2 separate regions of the Homo sapiens genome follow, and region 2 is linked to region 1. The links are chromatin contacts, found by Hi-C in ENCODE. All regions are on one chromosome and are shown on one strand. The core of a region is the stretch at or near the end of the contact, and the rest is flanking DNA. Distances in the headings are between cores, read along the strand shown.

Region 1 (7,335 bases), core at 1,027-3,526:
CTTGAGAGCTCTTTGTCACACAAACTTATTAATTCAGGCTTTAAAGACAGACTGTAGAACTAATATACTATGCTGGTGATAAACATAAAGACTTTGAAATACAAATAGTAATCTTTTCCATTTCAAGAGTATGCTTATTACTGGTCAAGATTTGGCCAATTCAATGTACTTAGTTTAATGCTTATTTTACTGGGAACTTTTGAAAACGGTCTAAGAATGATTATTTGAAATTTATAAACATTATTTATATATAAACATTATTCACATATATTACATATGTATATTCATTTATATAAGAAATGTATAAACATTATTTACATATATAAACACTATATATATGCCATCATGCTACCAAGTCAGTATCACAGTTGGTCTGCCTGTTAAATATTCTCATTCTCAATGCACTTTTTAATGCATTTTTAATAATCAATGATCACACTAATTATTCATGTGTGATTTATTTGCTTATTTAACTGCTTTGCTTATTTAATCTCCACTAAAGACAAGAATAAAACACTGCCTGTAAAACCCTATCCCCATAGGGACTGTCTTATTTACAGGGCCTGGTAAGTGGAAGGCACTCAATAAACAGTATCTTTCTATTGAATGAATTTGTATGTGTTCTTTTAAATAAAAGGTACCTTAGGGCATCAAGGGTTATGTGAAATTCTCAACATTAGCAACAGGAAGAACTTTTAACAAAACCAACAGAGATTTTGGACCTGAGAATGGTTAGAGGGCAAAAAGTACCAGAACTAGAAAAAACAAAAACTACCTCCATCTGATTTTAGCTAACATTACAATTCTAAGAGCAAAGTAGTGCTGCTATTTTTTGACATTTGCATCAACAGGATAGATTCAGAAGTTCTCCAGTCTGCTTCCCTTTACAAAACACTAAATAAACAATAAATAAATTTAAAAATATGTAAAGGTTTTAAAATGCCCTAAAATTATTCGAGCAGGGAGTTCGAGGAATACAAAACATCTCTGATTCTGTAGTATAGTTGTATATCGTAGGTATAGTGACCCAATCAAATTATCTTGAAGTTTAGAGTCCAGAAAAAGTACTGGCCCTTTGAAATACCCTAGATGGGGCACTTATTTAATGAGCACTCGCTACATGGTATTTTCACATGTGCAGTTTTGCTGAGTAGCTGTAAGTATTTCAACTTTGCATACGGATTTGAAATCACATCTCTTAGATTGCAAACCTCATGCTACACCAGTGCAGAACTGTAACTCTTCAACTATCATTTCTCAAACGTTTCCTAACAATATACATATGTATTTAAAGCTTTTTAAAAGCCTGCATTCCTAAAGATGACACTCTAAAGAGCAAAATGACTTACGTAAGCATGTCATAACCTGAACTTGGATCTTTAAGTTCTTAGCTGGCTTTCTGAATAAAAAGTACCGATTCAGCTCCTAGCCAATCTGCTCAAACATGCTTCAGAACACTATGCCCGCGGTATTCGGAATTGAAGAGTTTTACAACAATTACGGGGGAAACCATAGTCAGCCTAACAAACTGAGCATGCAATTTCAAAGGAAGTAAAATCTTCGAAGAACCTTCTACCCCACCTGGAGGGCCTGAAAGCAGTGCAGTGCCCCTTGGCGAAACAAACCACAGTTCAGAAACCACTAGATGCACAGGCGGCCAGTGTCCGGCCAGCAAGGCCCAGCTATGGGGCAGGACGGTGCGGGAGCTGCCCCTCTCCCAGCACCCTCCGCCCACGCCGGCACTGTCCTTGAGGGCAGCGCCCCGGGGCTGGGGGCCTGCGCGCCAGCAGCAGCGAAGTTACCTCAAAACGCCCCGGCCTCGGCCCGCCACGGACGGCTCCGAGGAGGCGCCGGGAGCGGGCCCAGTAGGACCCTCTCTGACAGCCCCCGTCCCTCCCCAAGCGCTCTCCCGGGCTGCGGCTCCATCCCTGCGCCGGAAGAGGCGTCCCGAGGCCGGGAGGCCCGCCACGCCGGCACGGGCGCTAAGCCCAGAGTCTGGCGCGGCCCGGACGCCCGGGGAATCTCTCCCGCCAAGTCGCGGGCGCCCAGGCCGGCAGGCAGGAGGGCTGAAGGTCACTGCGGGGAGGCCGGGGGATGGCGGCCTGCGCTCACCATTCGAGCCGCGTTCGGAGGCCAAAACGAGGGCACGGCCGCGCCACCCAAGCCGGGAGCCGAAGCTAAGGCTGCGGCTGGAGCCCGCACGAGGGGACGCGAGCGCGCGAGGAGCCGAAGTGCTCGGTACATGGTGCTGAGGGAGCTTGGGTAGAATTTCTGGGCGGCTGTGGCCACGCCTCCACGCCGGTTGTCAGAAACCGTTCCGCCCACCGGCCTCCGCTCTTATCCAATCAACAGCCTCACACCGACAGGTGGGGCAGGACCAATCGTGAATGACCAGTAAAGAATGAGGGGGCGGGTTAACTTTCTAGTAGTAGTGTGGGGTGTAAGGCCTTCGGATTCATGGGAAACTAGAAAGAAGGGAATTATGGGAAAGGAGGCTCAGGTTATTCTTGGAGCCGGTCTGATTTTTACGTGTGGCTGTTAGAAGGCGGGAGTATTAGTTGGTGAATCAGGTCGTGTTTGGTTGGTGAAATATCCTAGAAAGAAATATTTATTGTTTTATTTATCATGTAATCACTCATTACACGTTCTTACTACTGAAATCTTTCTTCATTTCTTCCAGATTGTATCTTCTGTGTAGAAATTTTGGGAAGTGCAGCAAAGTGTAGATAATGAAATAGTAATTATTCATAATCCCACAACTGAAAAATAAGCTACTTACTTATTTCTTTTAACTTATCATTTTGAGATCGCTACCGTTTCCTTTCTCTTCTTAGCCTATACCCTCAGAACTCTTTTTTTTTTTTTAATGTATTGTGGAAGACGTACACAATTATAGGGAACCTCGGAATTTTTATTATTTGTATATCGTTCTCCCAGTTTTTTGCATAGCTAATTTATACATTTTCAAATTAAAGGCATATTGTTTTAATATAATAGTTGATTACAGAAAAGCAGGAATTGATATAAAATTGCATCTGAACCACAGTTTTATCTTTTCTCTTTTCTATTGCTTGGAACCAGATGACAGTAAAGAGAGAGCGATCGGATGTTCTTAAAATCAAAAGTCCAGAACCTGCAAAGCCAAATTTATGAGTCAAACTTACAAACTTGCCAAACCTTTTGGTAACATTATGTTATTTTGTGACTTATAAATTTGACACATATTTAAAATATAAAAATTCAAATGAGATTGTAATAGTTGAACTACAATCAAAACACACTAGAAAACTGAATGCAAATTCTTTAAAACATTGCTAATAATGGAATGACGTTTTGTTTTTGTTCTCCTCCTTCCCAGCAGGTATCATTATTGTGTATATCATTATTTTGATGCATCCTTTCAGTTCTGTGTATTTTTTGCTTCATACACTAATATACAAACAATGGTTTTAATATTTTACTTTAAAGTTTTACTGTTGCATAATTGAACTCTATGCTTTTAAGATATAGCCATGATCTTTTAAAATTAATCATATTGGATCACATGAATATGAAATATTTTATTTATCCAGTTTCTTAATAAAGAACATTTTTCTTTGCTATTACACAAAATTATTTAATGAACATATGTTTATCATTTCTTCATAGATCATCTCTTTCTTCATTGTGTGGTGCCCCTCTTTATTGTTATTGTTGCTTGTCCTTTTAAACTTTTTTTAATATTGATATTTCTCTACCAATTTCATATTGGCTATTATTTGCCTGCTGTATATTTCTCATTTTATTTTATTTTTTGTTTCATTTTTGTTTCGAGCATGTCTCTTATTTCTACCATACAGTTTAACTTTTCAAAACCCAAATTAATAGCCTTTTTATAAATAGGTTATTTTAATCCCTTTTAAAAATTACCTATGACACATATTATGTTCTAGAATTTTTCAAAGCACTTTATATGTATTAATTCTTGGAACACTCAAAAACAACCCTATGAGATAGGTCCTATTATTATTCCTGTACATAGAAGAGAAAAATTGATGCCCAGGAACATCCACATATTTATTTGTGTGTTTTACTTCGATTTATTAGTGAAACTGATTTTCTATCTGCAGTAGTAATATGAAGTTCCATTTTTAATTATTCATTTTATTTGAAGTAAAATATTCAGTATAATATGAAGATGCTATATAAATGACTAAAATTTAGGAAATATTAACTTAGCTAATTTATTTTTATTAATTCGTAATAAAACGTACATAAAGCCTTTAATAAAGGCTAGATATCTTCATTTTAGAATGACTTATGTTATCTATTTGAAATAATGTTTTTACTTTGCTTAGAGTTTGGGTTTTTTTTTTTTAACTTTGGACTTGTCTGATAATAATATTGACCTGCTTTCTTCTTGTTGATGCTTGCCTGGTTTGTTCTTGTTTGTTTTACTTTGCTTTCTGTTTAAGGTAGGGGATGTGATTGGTGTCCTGCTGAGGGACAAGGGAAAAGTGCAATGGTTTTCTCTTGCCTGTGTTCTAAATCTCAACACCTGGCTGACAAAATTGATTGCGAGGTTCAAATTGTATCAATCAAAATGTTCTCCTTATTCAAACTAAAGACTTTTGCAAATTCTAATTTAGGATACCTCCCAGCCTGGGAGATTACCAGTGGGTTTCCTAGAGGAAGCTTAACAGAAAATTTGCAAGATACACCCATAAAAGTCTCCCAGAAAGTAGAGCAAATATTCAAAGAGAAGGAAAATAAAAGAAGTAAATAAAATTAGAGAAACAGTTCAGTATGTCCAACATGTGAATAATGTAGGGGAAACATTAGGAAAAAATGGAATAAACCTTAAAAAAATAAATTCAGAAAAATATATTGTAGAACTAGCAGATATGAACTAGCCAGAATGAGTTATGTCAACAAGAAATGTTAGAATACCAAGGGCAAAGAGAAGAGACTGGAATCTTTCAGAGAGAAAAATAAATAAGCAAAGGATTAGAAATCCTTAGACTTCACAACAACAATATCGGAAGCCAGACAGCAGTTGAATGATGTCTTCAAATTGTTAACGGAAAATTATTTCCAACTTTATATTCTATACCCAGAGAAATCAAGTGTGTGAAGAGAATTAAAATGTTTTCACATGATCAAGATGTCAAAAAATTTACTTCTTATCTACACTTTTCAAGAAAACGCCTCAAGTAAGTGCTCCACCGTAACTAGGAGTAAACAAAGGAAGAGGAAATTATGGACTTAGAAAATAGGGTCTTCGACACAAGAGACAGATGTGGCATATTGCCTGGAGGAGGCTATGACAGCTGTGCACTTACCTTAGAGAGCAACCATCTCAGATGGAAGCAGGTCACAGCCTCTGGAATAGATTTACTCAAAAAGATAAAATTGCTAATGCCTTGAATATACTGAGAAGGAATTTAGCTGATTGGGGGAGAGTTTGAGGGTTACATTTATAAGTCTTAGAAAAGTAACCAAAGGGAAAAAGCATGACAGTTATTAAACTGACAAATAAAGATAGTTGTATTTTGCAGAAAAGGGAAAATAATCATTATCAAATTTGAATGGCCATAGTTATAATAAATCAAACGTTGAATATTGATCTAACTGAAATGTTGATGTAACTATACTGAAAGGATGGGGAGATGGAAAGAATGTAGAAGTTTGGAGAGATTCAGACACGGTGAAAAAAAAAACATTAATCTTCGTCTTCAGTAGTGAGAAGTCATGATCTAATACCTAAAACCATAAACTGGACAGACAGAAATAAAAACCAAGAGGTAATCTTTAGAGATGTGGAAGTATATACCCAGGAACTGGAAGGGATGCCTCTGTGCAAGGATAAGTGGCGGAGAGGTAGCAAGGGTGATGACTGTTTAGGTTGGATGTCTTGCAGAACTTTTTTATTCCTAAGACTAAGTGCACGTACAGAAACTTTGCAAAACACTAAAATTACCAACTCAGAAAGTTAACCAACCTCTCTCTCCATTCTCCAGAAAAACTTCAATTCCTCAATGTGCTGGATTCCATTACCCCTCAGAGACACTACCCACTCTTTTTCTTACTTTGTCTGGTTATTTCTCTTAATTGACCCATAGAATAAGTTAATACTGTAACTTTGCTGTCTCAGCTCTCATGTTAAAAACAAACAAAAGCTGCTCTGACTTTGCATCCCACTTCAACTCCCTCCTCATTTCCAGGACATATTTGATCACCATCTTCACTTCACTTCTCATTCTTTCTTCATCCTATTACAATCTGCCTTCAGTACATGTCACTCCATTCATACTGCCCTTTCCAGGGTCACCAGTGACCTGCAAGGTGCAAATACAATGAACAATTAGTTTCCTATGTTTGCAGCAGCATTGACACAATTGACACCCCTTCTCCTTGGAAATACCTCTTTCTCGCTCTTTGAAATATCAAAGTCTCCGTATTTCCCTCTCCCAAACTTCCACTTTGTTTCACTACCTATTCCTTCACACTGTTCTTTGACAGATTTTCACTTATAAATAGGGAAGGGCCTCAGGGCTCACTCCTAAATAGTCTTTCCTCTTTAATTCATTTTTAAAAATATAGTGGGACCTCAGGTACAGAGTGTTGAGTAAATACACTGACCTTATGACATGTTATGGAGTATAAGATCCATTCTTATTTTATTTAAATATTTCATTTCTATTCCTATTTTCTATTCATATTTTTACTCTCTTTTTTGATTTCAATAGTTTTGGGGAAACAGGTGGCTTTTGACTACATGGATAAGTTTTTTAGTGGTGATTTCTGAGATTTTGTTGCACCCATCACCTAAGCAGTGTACACTGTACCCAATGTTTAAGTTTTTCATCCTTCACCCCCTCCCATCCTTCCCCCTGAGTCCCCAAAGTCCATTATATGGTTCTTATGACTTTGAGTCCTCATAGCTTAGCTTCACTTAGCTTCTTATTCTCCTATACCCTTTCTCCTTTCAAACCCCTAGAAAACTATTATAATGTGTTTATTTTGTATCCTTTTGTTTAGATGTATTCTTGTAAAATTTGTACAGTTGTTTTGTGCAGTTTAAATTTTTATGTAAATGTTATTGAATTATGCATGCTATTCCCTTTCTTAACTATCTTCTCAATCAGTTATCTTTCCATAGGTGAAATCTTCATTCCCATGATTTTCAGTACCATCTTTATGTTGATATACTGATGGTGCCAAACTTATTTTTCCAACCTAGGTTTCTCCAAGCTCCAGATTTACATTTCCAACTGTGTGCTTAGTATCTCTATCTAACTCAATACTCACATCTCAAACTTAATATACCTAAATGATAAATCTTAGTTGGCACCC
Region 2 (7,335 bases), core at 1,498-3,997, 3.5 Mb after region 1:
CTGGGTCTTTTTTAAAAAAAGTCATTGAGAAGACTTACTCCTTTCTTAAGTTTTAAGACATTTATTATTGCAAACAGAAAAATTGTACTAGATACCGGGGATATATAAACGAATAATGCCGTTTCTGTCTTCAAGATCTTACTGTTTGGTAGGTGGAAATAAAGTGAACGAACGAAGGCACTGCAAATCAATGTGGGAGGCTCTATAAGCATGGGGCCACAGAGGAAAAGGCTGAGAGGGAAAGCTTCAATGACTAGGTGACTTCAAAAAGGTCATCCTGGCCAGGCACAGTGGCTCACACCTGTAATCCCAGAACTTTGGGAGGGCCAGGCAGGCGGCAGATCGCTTGAGCTCAGGAGTTTGAGAGCAGCCTGGGCAACATGGGGAAACTCTGTCTCTACAAAAAATACAAAAACTAGCCAGACATGGTGGCGCGCGCCGCTCCTCCCAGCTACTTGGGAGGTTGCGGTGGGAGGGTCACTTGAGACCGGGAGGCGGAAGTTGCAGTGAGCAGAGATCACACCACTGCACTCCATCCTGGACGACAGAGCGAGACCCTGTCTCGAAAAACAAAAGACAAAAACAAAAACAAAGGTCATCCTGCAGGACAACCAGGAGGGCACAAATGTGTGTCTGTGGGAAGCTGAAATGTTGGCGGGGGAAAAAAGCAGGGAAAGGCATTCCAGAAAAAGGAAACTGTAAACAGCACACGAAAAAGCATAGTGAATGAATAGGAAGCCTGAGACCAAACTTAGGGTTTCCTACACTTATTTCAAAGCCCTTCATTATCTATATGGAAAGGGGGAGTCTTTAAACACAAATATTTAGATCATATTGACTGAGATTTAGATATAAATGAATGCTAATAATTACTTTTCGTTATTTTGGGGTGTTAAACATTTACTGTACAAGATTGTATTCGTTTTAAGTATCTTCTAACATGAGCCATTTTGTAATGATTCAGTTGTTTATATTCAATTTCAAGTAGAATGCTGATCACAGCGCCAAATGGGTATCTTCTACAGAAAAAGTTATTTTAATAAAGAAAAATATAGTCAGTTTTAGGATTTCCTGAGAGATTATAGAAACAATAAAAGCATTAAAACTGTTAAGTCATTAAATACGAGTACCTTGTATTTTGAAGGCTCTTAAAATTTAGTTTATAAATTGCTTTTACATAACATATGCACTGAAATACCACTTAAGATTAGTTTTGAAAATAGGTGTTCGTTTCAACCACATCATTAGGTATTTTATTCAAAGCTCTTTATAAAAAGAGCTTTACTATGTTCCAGTATAGTAAACTTATCCAGAAAATAAGACAAAAATTTAACTTCATGCTATAGCTGCAAAGTTTTCGGAAAGCGGGATTTAAAACTTCCATTGTAACTTTAACTAGCGGTCATGTCAAATTTCACAACTAAGAACATTTTAACGCATGTAATACTGAGCACAACATGGGCACGTTTTTGTTGCTATGAGAACCTTCTATTTTGTATTAGACATTGCAGCCTTGACGACGCAATGTTTGTGCTATTTTGCGCATGTTTTCCTGCAGCTATTCCTCTCCTCTAGCAATAGTCGAATGGCTCTGGTTTCCTCTTGCGCCCGGCCCAGTTTTTCCGTTTTAGCTTCGGTTGTCATAGGCTGTGCTGTCGCTTTCTCTGGGAAAGGACGGTGAAGACTGGACGGGAGAAACCGGGAGGGCAGGCGCGGCCGTTCTGCAGCAGCCGGGCCGCTTCCCGGCGGGAGGCGGGCTGCGAATGGGAAGCGGGAGGAGGAGGCCGGGCCGCGGGCTGGTTCTATCACCCCCTTGGGAGCCCAGCTCTTCACCTAGCTCTCCGGCGCTTTTCAAAATCTGCAGTTAACAACAAAAATCGAGCAACGCCACGTCGCACAAACAGGACAGGAGGGGGCGAGGGGTGTGTGCGCGCGCGTGCTGTCCCCAAATGGATGAGAAATAAGGGAAAGGAGGGGTTGGGGACCGTGTGATGAAGCAACATGCTAGGCCCGGGACAAGTCCGGCTCCGGCCTCGGGTCTGGAGGGACAAGGCCGGGGGCCGGGTGGCAGACGGGGCCTCTGGTCTTCCCCCAGCGCGAGGGTCGTGGCGCGAAACGGGGACAGGGCGCGCGCTCGGAGCCTCCTCCCCGCCCCGCCCCGCCCAAGGGTCTTCCTCCCCCGGGATTCAGAGCGGCCCCTCCTCCAGGCCAGGCTCGCCGCGGGGCGCTGAGCAGGCCGGGACACCGCGGCCGAGGTTATCGTTAGGCATCTCCCAGGCGACCGGCTCCGCAGCAAGATGGCGGACGAGAAGGACAGGGAAGGTAAGGTAGGGGAGCCGGGGAGCCGCTGCCCTCGCCGCCCGCCGCGACCCCGGGCTGCACGGGGAAGCGCCGGGTGGGGTGGGCCCTCGTCCATCTGGAGTTCCCACCCGCAGGGAAAGGGCGGCCTGAGGAGGGGGCCACCCGGCAGCAGCAGTCGCCCTGCCCCCGTCCCCGTAGCCCGCCCGGCCCGCCGCTCCGCCCCGCCCCGCCCCGCCTCTCTCCCCCGCCCCGCCCCGCCTCTCTCCCCTCTTCCCTCCCTCTTCTCTCTCCCCTCCTCCCGCCTTCTTCTTTCTCCTCCCGCCCTCTTCACCCTCTTCCCCTCCTCCCGCCCCGTCCTCCTTCCCCCTCCCTCGGAGGCCGGGCCTTGCATCCTGCGCGGGCTGCGCCGGAGGCGCCGGCAGGGGGTGCTGATAATGGCGTCGTTGTTCACGGTCGCGGGGAAGCCGCCGCCGCCTCCACACTCTCGCCTGGGGTCTCGGTGCCGCAGGCGCCACGCCCGTAGCTGTCCAGGCTGTGGGCCCCGGGGGGTGGCCTGGGTGAGGAGGAGTTCTGGCCGCCTGAATCTGACGGGATCCTCTGTTTGCGCCGAAACCCCGCGCTGGCGCAGCCTGATGGCGTTCGCGGCCACCATTTTGCCTCCTTAATGAGGACGCAGGAGGACGGTCTGGAGGTCACAGCCGCTGCCTCCGAGCTTCCCGGTCCTCCGAAATGCCTGCCCCGCCGCCGGCTAGCGCCGCGCAATTGGCCTAGTGTCTTGTCTTAAAAAAAAAAAAAGACACACACCCAAACAGCAATTTTAATAACGACGAAAAACCAAAACCTGGTTGAGATCTTGGAACCGCTGTGCGCCGGCCGGGCCTCTCCCAGGGGACCACCCAGCCCCGCGCGGTGGCCGCCTGCAGAGGCGGGACTGCGCTTCGAGGCTTAAGGTCGCCAGTTCGGAGGCATCGATGTGTTGTCTGTGCGGAGAAGCCAAAAAGTGATTACGTTTATTTGCAAGACCGTTCATGTTGTTTTCAGTTCATGGTATGATTAAAACCCGATCCTTTGTTACCATGCCCTTAGGTACTAAAAAATAATTGTGTTTGATAGTTGGCAGTCACCCAAAAATATCCAAAAAGCCATGAAACAGTAAAGGTAAACAAGTAGGAAGTGAAAATAATATTCGTCCTTTGTTTTCTTTCTGGAGTGCTCAAAACACCCTCTCAAACCATTTTTCTCAGCATAGAACCAAGTGTGGTCAGGTTAACAGCTAATATTTACAAGGGAAGAAACGAACCCTGAGATATTTAGTCACTTGTTCCGGTGATCACAGAAAATCGGCGAAGAAACACATGAAACTGCCAACGATCTCTCTATTGATAACAAGGATACCGTGATTTTTATGTAATATTAATCTGAGAAGCCAGGATTATTTTGTAGGTATTAGCTTTACGAAGATGCCCTTACATACAAAGAAAAGGATAATTTTAAAACTTTCCCAGAAAAATGGATGGCTTATTTTTGTTCTTTACCAAAAAAAAAAAAAAAAAAGCCATTAGGAGATAAACTAGCAAGGTAATTATGGATATTTATTTTCTTAAAAAAGACTTGGTTAGGTCAGCATGAGAAAAAACGCACTGGAGTATGGTACAAATACAGTATTTCTCGTTTTTTAAAAACTGAGAGCTTTCCTGATTTTTCAGCTTTTGAACAATTTTTTTCCATTTAAAGTAAATTCAGAGAAACAATTTTGTCGATAACTCATAGAAGTAATGACTGTTAAAAGCTGGATGCCATTCATTCAGAATACATATATTCAATGCCATTATGTAGATAAGGCATTCTACTTAGAACTTTGAAAGATACGAAAATGAAAGACATTGTCTTTGCTTCCAAGGAAGGTGAGATGAGTAAGGGAGATGAGAAATTTACAAATGGGAGGAAATAGTTAACTGGGCTGAGTAGTCTGGGTGCCAACCACTGTGCTAGGTGTGTATCCTTGTAGTCCGTGGACAGCAGCCTGGACATCACTGGCTGCCACCGACCTAATAATGAATCAGTCTTCATTTTAACATGTTTGTAGGTGATTTGTATGTACATTAACTTTCGAGAAGGCCGGGCGCGGTGGCTCACGCCTGCAATCCCAGCACTTTGGGAGGCTGAGGCGGGCGGATCACGAGGTCAAGAGATCGAGACCATCCTGGCCAACATGGTGAACCCCGTCTCTACTAAAAATACAAAAATTAGCTGGGCGTGGTGGCACGCCCTGTAGTCCCAGCTACTCAGGAGGCTGAGACAGGAGAATTGCTTGAACCGGGGAGGCGGAGGCTGCAGTGAGCCAAGATCACACCACTGCACTCCAGCCTGGCGACAGAGTAAGACTCCGTCTCAAAAAAAAAAAAAAACAAAAACAAAAAACAAAGTTCGAGAAGCACTCATGTGCTGTATCTCATTTATTGTTAACAGTTTTATGGATTAACTAATTGCAGTTTGTGAAGGGTATTATGAAATAAAGGCATTTTGTTAGAGGATAAACTAAGTAGAGACTCATTTTGGTGGTAAGATCTTTTTATGGAAATAGTCTATTACTATATTTGATTGTCAGCTACTGTATTTTGAATTTTCAGAAATTACGTCTAACCAATTAATCAGAATTGATTAAGTTTTGAGGATTCACTCAACTAAACTCATAAAAGACTGATGTGCAAACCTGAATGATTTATTAATTTAAATAAGGGTATATACATTGACTTGAAGGCTGATTTTGCCAATATACTAATATAATAATTTTGGCAATATACTAATATAATAATATACTGTTTTATGGGTACTAAGCTTCGGGTAGTGTGAATTTGTATTTCAGAAGTCATTTGATGACCGTGGAATCACACAAAAGAAAGGATAATTTTGAAGGATGTGTTCAGTACCCTCTAAGTTCCAAAAGATCTGGGACCATTTCTGATCTGTTAATACTGAGTGTTGTGCAGAGTGCTTGGAACGTGGTAGGTAATCAATAAATATTTGTTGAATTCAGAACATTTGAATTAATCAAAGACAGCTTATGAGATTTTAACCAAAGCATTCCTAGCTATTTTCCCCAAACTTATTCTATACCTAAAAGTACACAAAACTCGTTTTAGGTCTCTTTTCCCCTCTGCTTTACCGGTAAGATACATTCTTCTATTCCATCTGGCTCAACAAAACGTTTTATTTCACAGTGCCACGGTATTCACTAGCATGTCTTTAAAAAACAACTACAAAAAACCTCATTGTAGAAATACACATATGTTTTAAATAGTTCATCCTTAATATTGAGATTTCTAAAAGTTCTAAAGGGGGAATAAGTTTCAGGGTACCTATCCTATCCACTCTTCTTCAATATTTAGAGATTAACTTTGATAGAAGTATTGAGAATATTGATAAGAAAAATTACCTAAATTAGAAGGGGCTATTGTGCTCATAAAATTTTTTTCTAAGATTATGTACGTTGAAGTTGTTATACTTATTTGTAGCATTTTTTGCTTTCATACAGTATAATTTATTTTTTCATAGATTAAAAATTATACAGAATTATATTAGCTAAAAGTTTAACCTTTAGAACCAAATTATTTTTAAAACCACTTTTTTAACTGAAAGAAGAATGTTTGAAACGGGATGAGAAAAAATATTTTTGAAGGTTTATTATTTTTCCAAAGTTTCCTCAGCCAGAACATTTTTTGTTTTGTTCTTTCTTTTCCTTCTGTTTTGTCTGTTTAAATGGAGAGTCAATGCAATTGTTGATTCTTTGGCTCCTTAAATCTTATTGTTTCTGTCTCTTAGAGAATTTTATATAGGACTGGAAGGATCTTCTGTTTGTAATTAGACTCACGTCTAGGAAACAAACTGCTTAGTTATAAAATTTGAACTTTTGGCAGCCAGTGAGCTTTGGAAAGTAAGAACTTTTTAGTAAGCTGCAGATATTAAAAGCTCACTCTAGGATTTACTATTTTTGTTTCTATTAAAATATTCTTTGTTACTTTGCGTGCTTTGATAACATTGCTTGATAAAGTGCCTCTAATTCAATTATCACCTCCTAAATGGAAGAGGTTTTACAAGGTTTGTTGTTTTGTTTCTGATTTCCTTCATTGTGCCACTCTTTTGAAAACCCAACATTTGGAAATATAAAGTAAAAAACAGAAATTTCAGGTGCCTATTACTTTATAAAAAGGGTTCCCTTAAATAACGTCTTTGTTTTTTTTTTCTTCTTTTATTTTGAGACAGGGTCTTGCTCTGCTGCCCAGGCTGGAATGTGGTGGTGCAACCTCTGTTGCCTAAGCTGGAATGTAGTGGTGCCATCACGGCTCACTACAGCCTCGACCTCCTGGGCTCAAGCGATTCCCCCGACCTCAGCCTCCCAAGTAGCTGGGACTACAGGCGCAAGCCACCATGCCCGACTAATTTTTTTAATTTGTAGAGACAGGGTTTCACTGTGTTGGCTACGCTGGTCTCAAACTCTTTATTTTTTTTATTTTTATTTTTTTTTTGAGATGGAGTCTCGCTCTGTCGCCCAGGCTGGAGTGCAGTGGCACGATCTTGGCTCACTGCAAGCTCTGCCTCCCAGGTTCACACCATTCTCCTGCCTCAGCCTCCCGAGTAGCTGGGACTACAGGTGCCTGCCACCACGCCCGGCTAATTTTTTGTATTTTTAGTAGTGATGGGGTTTCACCGTATTAGCCAGGATGGTCTCGATCTCCTGACCTTGTGATCCGCCCACCTCGGCCTCCCAAAGTGCTGGGATTACAGGCGTGAGCCACCACGCCTGGCTCGAACTCTTGAGCTCAAGTGATCTGCCTGCCTTGGCCTCCCAAAGTGCTGAGATTACAGGCATGAGCCACCCTGCCTGGCCTCATAGTAACTGTCGATAGTATAGAGTGTAGCCTGTGGGACAGTACAAAGGTTGAGCTTTGAAGTAAGACTTGAATTTGAATTCCGTCTTCCCCAAGCTCTAATTATCTGATCTTAGCCGAGATGCTAAACATAAGTAGCTTCAAG

Evidence for each region. Hi-C counts contacts between places; a loop is a spot of excess contacts on that map. Pooled maps may share reads with other maps.
Region 2: a map of CD4-positive, alpha-beta T cell shows a loop between it and region 1 (6-fold over the local background). The contact joins the promoter of EFCAB2-AS1 here to the promoter of FH in region 1. A Hi-C loop is called at or near these places in 2 of 168 maps with a recorded cell type or tissue (CD4-positive, alpha-beta T cell and naive thymus-derived CD4-positive, alpha-beta T cell) and 10 of 50 pooled maps.

What each region holds. Positions count from the first base shown.
Region 1 is chr1:241,517,479-241,524,813 of GRCh38, forward strand. FH (fumarate hydratase) reads right to left here and starts at 2,277. Exons shown (of 10, transcript NM_000143.4): 1 at 2,113-2,277. The coding sequence starts at 2,244. RefSeq lists silencers at 1,712-1,981, 2,157-2,439, 2,262-2,391 and an enhancer at 2,055-2,651.
Region 2 is chr1:244,968,122-244,975,456 of GRCh38, forward strand. EFCAB2-AS1 (EFCAB2 antisense RNA 1) reads right to left here and starts at 2,748. Exons shown (of 2, transcript NR_111907.1): 1 at 2,691-2,748; 2 at 1-1,858. It overlaps DRC8 (dynein regulatory complex subunit 8), which reads left to right and starts at 1,561. Exons shown (of 8, transcript NM_032328.4): 1 at 1,561-1,922; 2 at 2,208-2,322. The coding sequence starts at 2,298. LOC124900416 reads right to left here and starts at 2,449. Exons shown (of 4, transcript XM_054328428.1): 1 at 2,205-2,449; 2 at 2,134-2,203; 3 at 1-2,131. The coding sequence starts at 2,416. The coding sequence ends at 1,865. RefSeq lists enhancers at 1-415, 2,854-3,223 and silencers at 1,624-1,763, 2,034-2,213, 2,224-2,583, 2,594-2,683.